Linked DNA regions of Mus musculus: region 2 is linked to region 1. A link is a loop called in an ENCODE intact Hi-C map of the cell type or tissue named here. Cell type or tissue: left cerebral cortex. All regions are shown on one strand. Each heading gives the region's core, and the rest is flanking DNA. Links, peaks and the distances in the headings are about the cores only.

Region 1 (5,385 bases), core at 97-5,096:
ATCGCGCGTTTTAAAACAAGTCATCGAAGCCTCCAGGTCGAAAAAGCGTTTGTCTCATACAGAAACAATTCCAGCAAGCATTTTGTTCACAGCACATACATCAAATGTCATTCTGTATCAAGCTATATATAACCCACTGTCTCGATTGCCCTAGCAACAGAACACAAAAAACTAAAGAAGAAACTTTTCACTTCTAAAGAAGACAGCCATCATAACCTATATTGCTAACATCCTCCGTTGCTAGAATACAGGGTCACACTGCAAACACACAACACAAATTTAAAGCCCCAAACTATTCCCTGGGATCCTTTAAACTTAACGTTTAAGGTCTCGGAAACTTTTTAAAGCAACAAAGCAAGTGAAGAAATGTTAAAACGTGAACATTTATGTTACAATTACTTCTGCTAGGAAAACTAAGTCACTCAATGACAGCCCTGCTCTGCAAACTCAACAGCTGAAGGGAAAGTTCGCTAATTTCAGTACACTGTACTTATGCTTATGCAGGCTTCTGAGCCATCCTCTAGGTGCTGCTGCGGAGACCCCCAGCCCAAAGCCTGCCTTCTTTCCCCTCCCCCTGACGGCACTGCACTGCGCAAAGCTCTCGCAGAGGGTAGCCTAACAGATTTGCTACTGGGAAACCACAAAAAAACTAACGTTCTTCAAGAAGCTAAATAATGTTATTTTACTTTTCAGTCGAAATTATACTACAAAGAGGTTAGCTAAATGGAAGAAGATAATGAGTGGTTTGTCAAAGTCTTCAAGGAAGCTGAAGTAGCGGAGAGACAGGTATAGTCGCAGCCCTCGTCCGCCTCCAGGCCTATCGCTCTATAAGGAGTACCAGTGCATAAGATAATAGGCGAGCTCGGGAAATGCGGGCGTCAGGGCAGGGTGGTTCCTTGGCTGCACTGGTAGCATCTGGTTAAGTCAGCTCCTGCATTCGCGGAGCTGAAGAGATGGGAGTGTTGAGGGGATGGGGGGTGGGGGGGAGTACGCCTTGAGAGTCTCATCTGATTAACCAGTGCACAACCGCGAGGTCCGCGGCGCCGCATCTGCGGGGACCCGAGCGCCCCCAACAGCCTCAAGGCGCTGGGTAGGGGGCGCAGGGCCTTGCCTAGCGCTGAAGCCGGGGACTGGCGTCTGAGCCGTGGGCAGCCCAAGGAACACCCAGAGGAGATGGGTGAGGCCCCTCGCCTGTACCTGCAATGGTCCAGGTCCAGCGATAGAACTCCACGGTGTCGTTGAATGCCGTGGACATCGCGTTCAGGACGCTGCCGGGCTCTGAGTCCAGCAGCCCCATCTTGGCGAGGAGAGGTACGAGCAGCGGCGAGAAGAGAGGCTCCGATGGACCGTGGGCGACTGCGGCGGGAACCCTGCTGGCAGCGGCGTCTCCTCCTCCTCCAGGCGCCGCGACTGGGGATGCAGGCGGAGAGCAGCGGCGAACAGCAGAGACAAGAAGCCGGAGGGCGGAGGAGGAGGAGGACCAGCCACGAGCGCCCAGCGCTGCTCCTCTCTGTCGCCGCGCGCTGCCGCAGCTCCAATCCCCTCGCCCGCATCACGTGGCCGCGCGGGGCGGGGCGGCGCCTCCTCTCGCCCCGGGCGCGGGGATGCTGCGGTCGCGAGTGGTGGCCGGCTTGCGCAGGCGCGCTAAGGCCAGCCCCGGGCCACCACCTGGGCCACAGGAACGCCGCAGGGGGACACCTCGTACCCAGTCCTCCTCCCCTGCCTTCCTGCCCACGGTTACCTCTGTTCTGCCGGATGCAACGTGGGAAACCGGACGGGAAAAAGTGGGAGTTTGTGGGCAAAGATGAAGTACGCGATGCATTTCTGGTTCTTGCCTATCATTCACCTCCATCACATGTGCTTTTGCTGTCTTCGCCTGTGGCACGTGCTTGTCACCCAGACAAGGAAATGCGGGTGGTTTCACTGTAAAGGAATGCCATTTGTCTTAAGCAGCGGCAAAGGAGAGTAGTCTGTGGTCACCCCGTAAATATTATTAGCATGTAGTTAAATCCTTGTGAGTATTGAAAACAGCGACACTGGCCGATCAAAGCAATATAATTGTACCAAATTAGGCTATTGGTAGTTCAGAGAGGATGGAGCCATAAGAATAGGCTAAAAGAGTCCACTTGCACCACATGAGATTCAGGTCAATCTGAAAGGGTGATGCTGAGGAGAAAAAGAGCAGTTGACTTGTGAGAAGAAAGCAGTCTCTATGAATAAATAGCAACAACAATAACTGCAGCAACAAAATCACACTATGCCATTTTTATAGTTTCTGACATAAAGCAAGATTTCAGTGAATGGTCCAATAACAAGTTCATATGCGTTTTATTCAGATGTGCCATCCACTTTTGTTTCGGCTTTTTTTCTCCACTTGACTGATTTAGAATGCTTATTTTAGAGGTCACTGAGTCAAATGCTCAACGTTGTTAACATGAGTACTACCTGAGCCCTAACTCTGTGCTATAAATAGCAAGTCATAAATATTTATGGTGACAAAATTATAACGCACATCACTTCAGAGCATAGTGGGAGTTGTTTAAGTAGAGAGAGCTTCGGCGAGGAAGGCTAATTAAAGGTAACTGATTTGCTATATAACTCAGACCCCCACAGCCTTCTTTACATGCTTTATTCTGAAATCAACCAAATGATATGATTTATTAATTTGTCAAATCTGCTTGCCAGAATGAAGTTTCTCAAATTAAAGAATTTCTTACACCTCAATTCCTAGTTACGAATCTAGTAACTACAAAGAATTCTAGTCAAATTTCATTTCCTTTGTTAATGTGAGTATGAGTTAGGTTTCCCTTTGCTTATGGTATTGGTTGCTACCTCTGTATTGTCTTGGAGTCTTGGATGTTTTTATGATGGAGAACAGATTCCTACCCTCACCTCACAAAATGTCACCGTCTTTGCTTATTTAATATAATGTGGAATCATTAAGGCAGCTTTATTCAAGAATTTTCTTGGAGCCTCTCTTCTACAGTGGAGGTCAGTTTGAGTTCCTTGTTCACTAGGGGGCGCCTGTCACATAAGGAAATCATAGACAAGCCCCATCAATGTTAAGTTAGAAATGGCAACTATATTGTTAACATTTTCTCTGCCTTACTTGGGGGCATAGTCATTTTTATTTATACTTAGGAGCTGTTCAAGCACATAAGAAGAAACAGTCTTAGGATGTATCCACCCTTGAGCTCTATTACTTGGTGTGAAGATTACAGTCCATTACTTAATATTGCTTAATTCACAAGTAGTTTACAGATACCAATAATCACACAGAACCAAAGCTTGCGTCTATGGTTTGAAAACATCCCTAGAAGTTCATGTGTTGTTGGATCTCAATCCCCAATACAGCAAGGTAGAGAGTTGAGACCTACTTGGAGTGGTGTGGATCATGAGGGCTCCCCTTTCATAAATAGATTAAGTAGCAAAGCTTTTTTATTTTTTTGACCAGGCTGGCCTCAAACTCTAAAATACACCTGCCTCTGCCTCCCAAGTGCTGGGATTAAAGGTGTGTGCCACCACTGCCCAGCGCAAAGCATTTTAAATTGTGAGTTTGGTCTCTCAGAATAAATACTTCTTAGTCGTCTACTTTTTTTACCATGGAATGATGCAGGAAACAAAAGCACCCTCACTAGATCTAGTGCCTTGAATATAGGCTTCCTAGTTTTATACTGTAAGAAATAAATCTGTATTCTCTACAAGTTACTTAGTCTTTTGAAAAGAAGCAGCTTTGAAGTGGGGTAATGGGTAGAGACTGGAAGAGCTTCAAGGGTTAGCTATAAAATTGAGGTTTTCCCAGGAACTGTTGGAGCAGCAGAGAGAGCATGGGGAGGAAAGACTGCATATCTTTATACCTAAGAGGTCACCAGCAGTAGAAGCACAGACAGTATGGGACATTCTGGTGATGTTGCAGAGAGAAATAAGAACAGCACTGAAAACGGAAGTAAAGTGAAGTTGGCTAGACTGCGCCCATGCCTAGGGATGTATGGAAACAGATTAGGAGTGATGAGCTGAAGTATATGAATGATAGAAGAATTTTCAAACCAAACGATGCTAGCAATTGCTTTTAGTTGGACTCATTAAATGTGAGAGACCTAGCAACTCTCTTGACTTAACAACTCATGTCTATCCCCAAACCTGCACATATCCTTATGGCTCTTTCCTCCTTCTCAAAACCCACAGAAGCCTTCTGGGACAAGGACTTTTAAAAGGAGCTTAAGTCTGTCTGGAAAGCTGTGTTTCAAGGCTGGGTATGTTTTTGGTGGGGGCGGGGGGGGGGAAGAAGATACTTGTAAACTCTCCAGAGCCAACAAGAATATACAGCTCTTTTTAAAATTTAAGTTATTTATTCTCAAATGAAACTAAATCTAATTTGAGCAAGAGATACATTTATCTGTCAAAGGAAAGAATGACACAGTAGCACTGTGACACTTAGTAGCAAACCACCCAGAAAGAGGCCAAGCTGGAGAAAGGTAACTTTCTTATAATTGACTAACTCCCAAGAATTAGTGGTATTTTTATATCAAATTACAAGCACCATTTCTGCTAAGACAATTGAACCCAGAATGCATGTGATAATGTACCTTCAAATATTCAAACAAATGGAAAGTTAGATAAATAAAAGTATATTTATCCTTCCCACTGGTATTTCTAGCAGTTTTACTTATAATCACTGTATGCTCTAAACAGTCAAAATGTCCCTTAATAAATAGATGATAGATAGATAGATAGATAAGACTGCCACAAAAGAATCTAACTATGTTACAAAATATTGTTTCCTCTTAAAAGAAAGAATATAGAGAAGACACAGACAGTTTCAGTAGTAGCTTATTTAACAAAGCAGAACAAATCTAATAAATACAATACGCCATACAAACATGGGGACAGACTGACCTCAAATGCATTGTGGAATTATAAGAAGTATCTTATAATAATATTTCTGAAGTGGGTAGCATATTTGCTAAGGTAAGATAACCCCTTCCTCCTCTCCCAAATCATGATGGTCTATTACCCTTTTAAAGAAATTCTTCCCATAATCCCCTTGAACTGTTACAATAGGGTAGGGATGTCAAACAACAATGTAAATATTACAATAAAGTCAGGGTCTTTGGAGATGCATACTCATTAGTGTGCATGTATGTCAATTTGGAAAGTTCCCTAGTACCTCATTTTGAATATATCAAGAAGAATCTAATTTCACATTCAAGAATATTTAGTCATAATGAAGCATTTTGTCAGACACATCTGTCTAGATCCAGGTGGAATTCTCTTTCATTCCTTCACATCTAACTTATCTATCTATCTATCTATCTATCTATCTATCTATCTATCTATCTATCTATTTACGTACTTAGTATTTATTTGTTTGTTTGCAGTTTTCAA
Region 2 (5,385 bases), core at 130-5,129, 99 kb after region 1:
GGGTTAGATAGTGCTGGGAAAACATCAGCTGATAGAGCATGAATAAGAAGCCAGCTGGCAAGGCTTCTCATAGATGCCTTTAATCTCTGCACTCCTGAGGTCGAAGCATGAAGTTTGTGTGTTCAAGGCCAGCCTGGGTTATATAGTAACACCATGTCTTATTAAAACAAAACAAAACAAAGCAACAACAATGAAAAAGTGCCTGCAATATGAGTAATTGGAAGTGGAAATTTAGGTCGAGAATATATCGGACCTAGGACATAGGAAAGCCCCAACTGACCAAAAATCTCCCTACTGTTGACTAGCTTTTTAACTGTTTAACTTGGAAGGGGCCATGCAGGCTGACAGGGGAACAAAGACATCTACGGTTTTAACTAACATCAAACCCTGTATGGTATAATATGATCCTGACAGTCAAGATGTGTTTACTGATGCAAGAGTACATGATTGTTTATGATGTTATTCCACTGTTCTCTTGATTGGATTTGAGGCCTACACCACAGGAAAGAATTCATGCCTACTGCTATAAACATGGCCAAAGAATCCTCTGGGGAAATCACAGGTTCAAGGGAAAAGCTTTGGATGTTTATTAGATGGTCAAGTTGTCAAGTGTCAAGCTGCCTTGTAAATACCTATGGTTTTTTTTTTTTTTTTCATCTGTAGATGAGTGTAACTCTCAACCTTGGCCAGAGAAGGTTTCTTAAATTAGTGGGTGGTGGTTGGTGCAGAGATTTAGCACTGTTCAAAGAGCTGGAAGTAAATTACTGTGAGCGTTCAGCCATAGATGGGATGGCTATATTGACTCTCCCACCTCAAGGCTCAGGGAACATCTCAGAAGAGGAGGTAGAGATAATGTAAGAGGCAGAGAATGGGGAGGGGGAGAGGAGGAGTGGTGGGTGTGTGGTGGGAGAGGTAGGGGGAGTGATGGGAAGGATAGTGGGGAGATGGGTGGGGAGGGGAGGGGAGAGGAATGGTGGGAGGGGATAAGGAAGGGAGTGGGGAGAGGGGAGGGGTGGTGGGAGAGAAGTGGGAGGGGATGGGGGCGTGGTGGGAGGGGGTGGGGTGGGTGGAGGGGTAGTAGGAGTATGGAGGAGAGGGGTGGTGTGAAATGCTATTCTCTGGACTTTGGCCTTTGCACAAATGAACACACAGAAACCATGATTATCTGCACAAGACTGGCACAAGTTCAAGCTAGTGAAAAATTGCAGAATGGAGCTAGGAAAGATGCCTGAGGCTCCACCCCTAATTCAAGAGCTGTTGTTCTGATGGCTGGCCCAGGAGGGAAGCTCACTTTTCTTTGAGGAATGGTCTATAGCAGCTTGGTCATGTACCTGTAGACAATCACTTAATAACTAGACTCAGTGGATTGTTAAAGGCAGGGGTAAGAGAGACTTAAAGTGAGGGAGGGAGATATAGTGGAGGAGGGCTAGACAGAGATTAAGAGAGGAATTGGGGGCCTCTATTTAAGATGCATACTTCTATGAGAGTAACAAGAAAATGTGGGTAGAGACACAGAGTAATATAGAAATATTGGTAAATATTATTTTCTTATTTAAAATAAAAAGTTTGGACCAATTAGAGTTTGGCATGTGGTGTGAAATAAGCTTAATTAGGAAGTCTAATTAGGAAGACCATCACTCATCCTCACTGATTTGAGAGACCACCCATGTACCACTAAGAGATGTTTCTGAAACATCTTTCTATGTCCTGTCTGAATATGCATTAGTCCATTCTACTCTGTTGTGGATTGAAAATCAACATGGACAAAAAGTCAAACATTGAATTTTTTTTTTCAAACTACCTGGGTTTGAATCCAGTCAAGATGTGCTTACTGGTACATCTGGCAGTACGACTGTGTCTTATGGATATATGCACCTAAGGAAGACATCACACACACACACACACACACACACACACACACACACACACACACACAGAGTCCTGGATTTGATCATCTGCTTTAGTTTTCTCATCCATTACCTGTTGTTAATAACTACTTTGCTGGGAGCACAAAATAAAACAGCCGGTACAGTGTGGGCCTTGGCTTGTTTTTGCTTGATGGGGACAAGGGTAGATACACCATATGGAGTTGATGCTGAGCTGGAAACTAATGGGAAAAAAAAACACCATTTGATATTTGTACATTGACTTAGAAAATGTAAATGTCAACATTTCATAAATATATGTACTTTGCATATATAATAGAATATAATATAATCGCCTCCTGGGGAGGATTACAAAGTGCTAATAATTTTTATTATCTGATGCCACCTGGCGTCTTTTGCAAGTTACTACAATCTATATTTGAGAAGGTTTGCTTTTTGTTTTGTTTTGTTTTTGAATTTGCTTTTGAGATAGGCTGTGCCACCGGAGCCTGTGATTCTCCTGCCTCAGCCTTCTGAATGCTAAAATTCCACACATGCGCCACTATGCCTGCCTTATTCTTCTGAAGTTTTAGTAAAAATTAAAGATATAACTAATATTTTGGAGGCTTTTTTCCCCCCTGGGCCAGGCATATGTAAAATTTTGCTATATTTGTTTGTGTGTTAAACTAATCGAATAAATACTTACTGAGGAGCATCTGTCTTCATAAGTACATGATCTTATCATCACAGCATGTGTCTCAATGGGCTTTTCGTTGTTGGTTGTTTATTTGTTTTGTTTTTTTGAGACAAGGTTTCTCTGTGTAGTCCTGGCTGTCCTGGAACTCACTCTGTAGACCAGGCTGGCTCGAACTCAGAAATCCACCTGCCTCTGCCTCCCAAGTGCTGGGATTACCATGCCCAGCCCTGTGTAGCAATCGTGTCAATATTCTTTTAGTGTTTCCTCCGGGGCTAGTGAAATATTCCATTTTAATTTCTCTCTTGCCTTTGTATCTGTGCCTCTTTGGAAGGCTCTGGGGATAGCAATCTTCATTCTCACACACTACCACACACGGCTTTCGTGTCACATTGCTTCACAGAAACAAGGAGAGCCTTAAACAGTATAAACTCCATTTAGACTCTACCTGTTATAACTTGTCAGATCTACATTTTAGAACCCCTACACCACAATGTTATAACACGTTTTACTTAAAACAGCCATTTGTCTTTCACTACTAAGAAAGGAATATATGACGATAGCGTCTACATTTATCACCAATTGATTGCTTTTGATCCTTCTGTTTCCTTGTATTATTTATTAATGTGTGTGTGTGTGTGTGTGTGTGTGTGTGTGTGTGTGTGTGTGTGTGTGTGTGTGTCTGTCCCTGGGTGCATCAGGGAGGCATAGGACAACTTAGTGGAGTTAAGCCTTTCTTTCTACCATGTGGGTAGACTGCCGAGATCAGACTCAGATTTTCACGCTTGTGTACTAAGTACCTTTACTGCCAAGCCCTCTGGCCAGACCTGTTATCTTGTATTTGATATAATTTTCTTTCTTTCACTTATGATTCTAGTAATTTGATATGTCCCTCTGTCTCTCTTTCCTTCCCTCCTCCCTCCCTACTTACCCCCTTTTCCCACCTCTCTCTCTCTCTCTCTCTCTCTCTCTCTCTCTCTCTCTCTCTCTCTCTCTCACTCCTCCCATCTCTCATGTCTAGTGAAAGTTTTCTTTCTAAAATATATTTTCAAGGAAGTTCCCCTTTGGCTTAATTGAATTTTCTCTATCTTCTTTCACCAATTTCCGCTGTAATCTTTACTCGTTTCTTCTGTCCGCTCGATCTTCGTTTTCTCTTCTTTCCCTAGTTTTAAAGCAGAAATTTGGGAGGTTGCTTTGAGATTCTCTTTACTTCTAAGTGGACATTTTCAGTCATAAATCCCCTTCCAGATACTATTGCTGCGTCTGAACTCCCTAAGTTTAAATACACCACGCAGCCACTTAGCTTCATCTGAAAATATTCTCTAGTTTCCATTTCGATTTCTTCTTTTCAGCCACTGGCTATTTACGAGCGTGCTGCTCCATTTCACACACCCCTAAGTTTCCCAGAGTTTTCTGTTATTAATTTCTACTGTTATTCCATTGTGTTCAGAATGCATGCTTTATATTTTTCATTATCTTGACTGTGGCAAGGCTTGGTTTTGTACTCGCCCACAATATATCTTAGAGATCGTTCCTTGTATGTACGCTGTTGTTACTGAGAGGAGCGCTTTGTAGCTCTGTAAAGGAGCGAGGTGATGTGCAGCTGTCTTCAAGTCTTCAATTTTCATGCTGATCTTTTGCCTAAGGGTTCTGTTATTGAGATAAGAGTATTAGAATGTCTAATGTTGCTGCTAAATAATCCATATATTTCTCATTTCTGGAAATATTTGCTCCATGCATCTCATGTTTTCTCTTGATAGGTGCATGAATGTTTATGGTTATTCTATTCTCAGATGGGTTGACCCCTCTGCCACTTAAAAAAAACCAACCCTATTTGTGTATTGTAACATCTAGTTATACAACTTACTGTTTCTGATAATGATACAGCCATCCTACCTTTCTTAAGGTTATTCTCTGCACAATACAGTTTCATCTTATTTAATGGCTGGGATACATCTGAAGAATTTTATCACTAGAGGGTTCCTACATTGTGTGAACAGCATGTGTGGAATAAAAACCTAGATGGTGTATGTCAGTAACTTGGTGTGGCCTCAGGGCAATGAAGATGTGTGTAGCTGGCACGACACTGAGTTTTACAGGAGGGTAGTCCACAATGATAAGGACTACTGTATTCTAAGTGTACAATTGTGTGTTATCACTATAAAGCATTCTGTGCTGTGTATAATTGTATGTGTAATAGTTTTATCTATAGCAGGCAGCACAGTAGGTTTGTTTACACAACACCACCATAAATATTTGAATAAGGTTGTTATGCTACAATGTTCCAGAGACCAAGATATCATTAAGCAATAGAAAATTCTCACCTCCATTATAATCTTATAGGACCACTGATGTTTCAATTCCTGAAACTTCATGTGTAGCATATGGCTGTATGTTTTTCTTTTTAACTTTATTTTATTGTTGTTTTATGTATACATTTTTTTTTGTCTTTGCCTGTTTATGTGCACATGTGGGTGCCATCTCTCCAGCCCCTCCTCCTGCTACTTTTTGAGGAAGGTTTTGCTTGATAGCCCCGGCTAGCTACAAATTCTCATCCTGTGGTTTTTGTTTTTCTACTTTCTTATCTTTGAATCTAAAGTTGGTCTGCTATAGATACATAGCATTTAGTGATTTAAAAAAAAATAAATCTAGCTCTACAATTTCTACTTGAGTCATTTCATCTCTTCCTGCTCCTATTGAAACTATCATGGTTTGATCTTTCATTATGTTAATATAAATAACAACTTTGACTAATTTAAAATAGTAAAGAAACCTCACATTTTCAGGATTGACCTTTTTAGGTTGTATATTCATATTTACATGTTG

Evidence for each region. A loop is a pair of places that touch in the nucleus more often than their neighbours do. Peaks named below come from ENCODE experiments on the same cell type or tissue, not always from the same donor. Only the 100,000 strongest peaks of a DNase experiment are listed, where the experiment ranks them.
Region 2: it touches region 1 in a loop (9-fold over the local background); 27 of 42 quality-filtered maps call a loop at or near these places.

Annotation. Positions count from the first base shown.
Region 1 is chr9:83,804,742-83,810,126 of GRCm38, forward strand. It overlaps Elovl4 (elongation of very long chain fatty acids (FEN1/Elo2, SUR4/Elo3, yeast)-like 4), which reads right to left and starts at 1,564. Exons shown (of 6, transcript NM_148941.2): 1 at 1,198-1,564. The coding sequence starts at 1,297. In left cerebral cortex, for the core only: CTCF peaks have their summits at 535 and 3,007 (motif pointing right); DNase peaks (open chromatin) are centred at 599, 887, 1,513 and 3,015; H3K4me3 peaks cover 2,209 bases; H3K27ac peaks cover 1,801 bases.
Region 2 is chr9:83,903,744-83,909,128 of GRCm38, forward strand. No RefSeq gene overlaps it. Among named protein-coding and RNA genes, the nearest start is that of Gm39387, 9.2 kb to the left of the region's middle. In left cerebral cortex, for the core only: a CTCF peak has its summit at 2,272 (motif pointing left); a DNase peak (open chromatin) is centred at 2,216.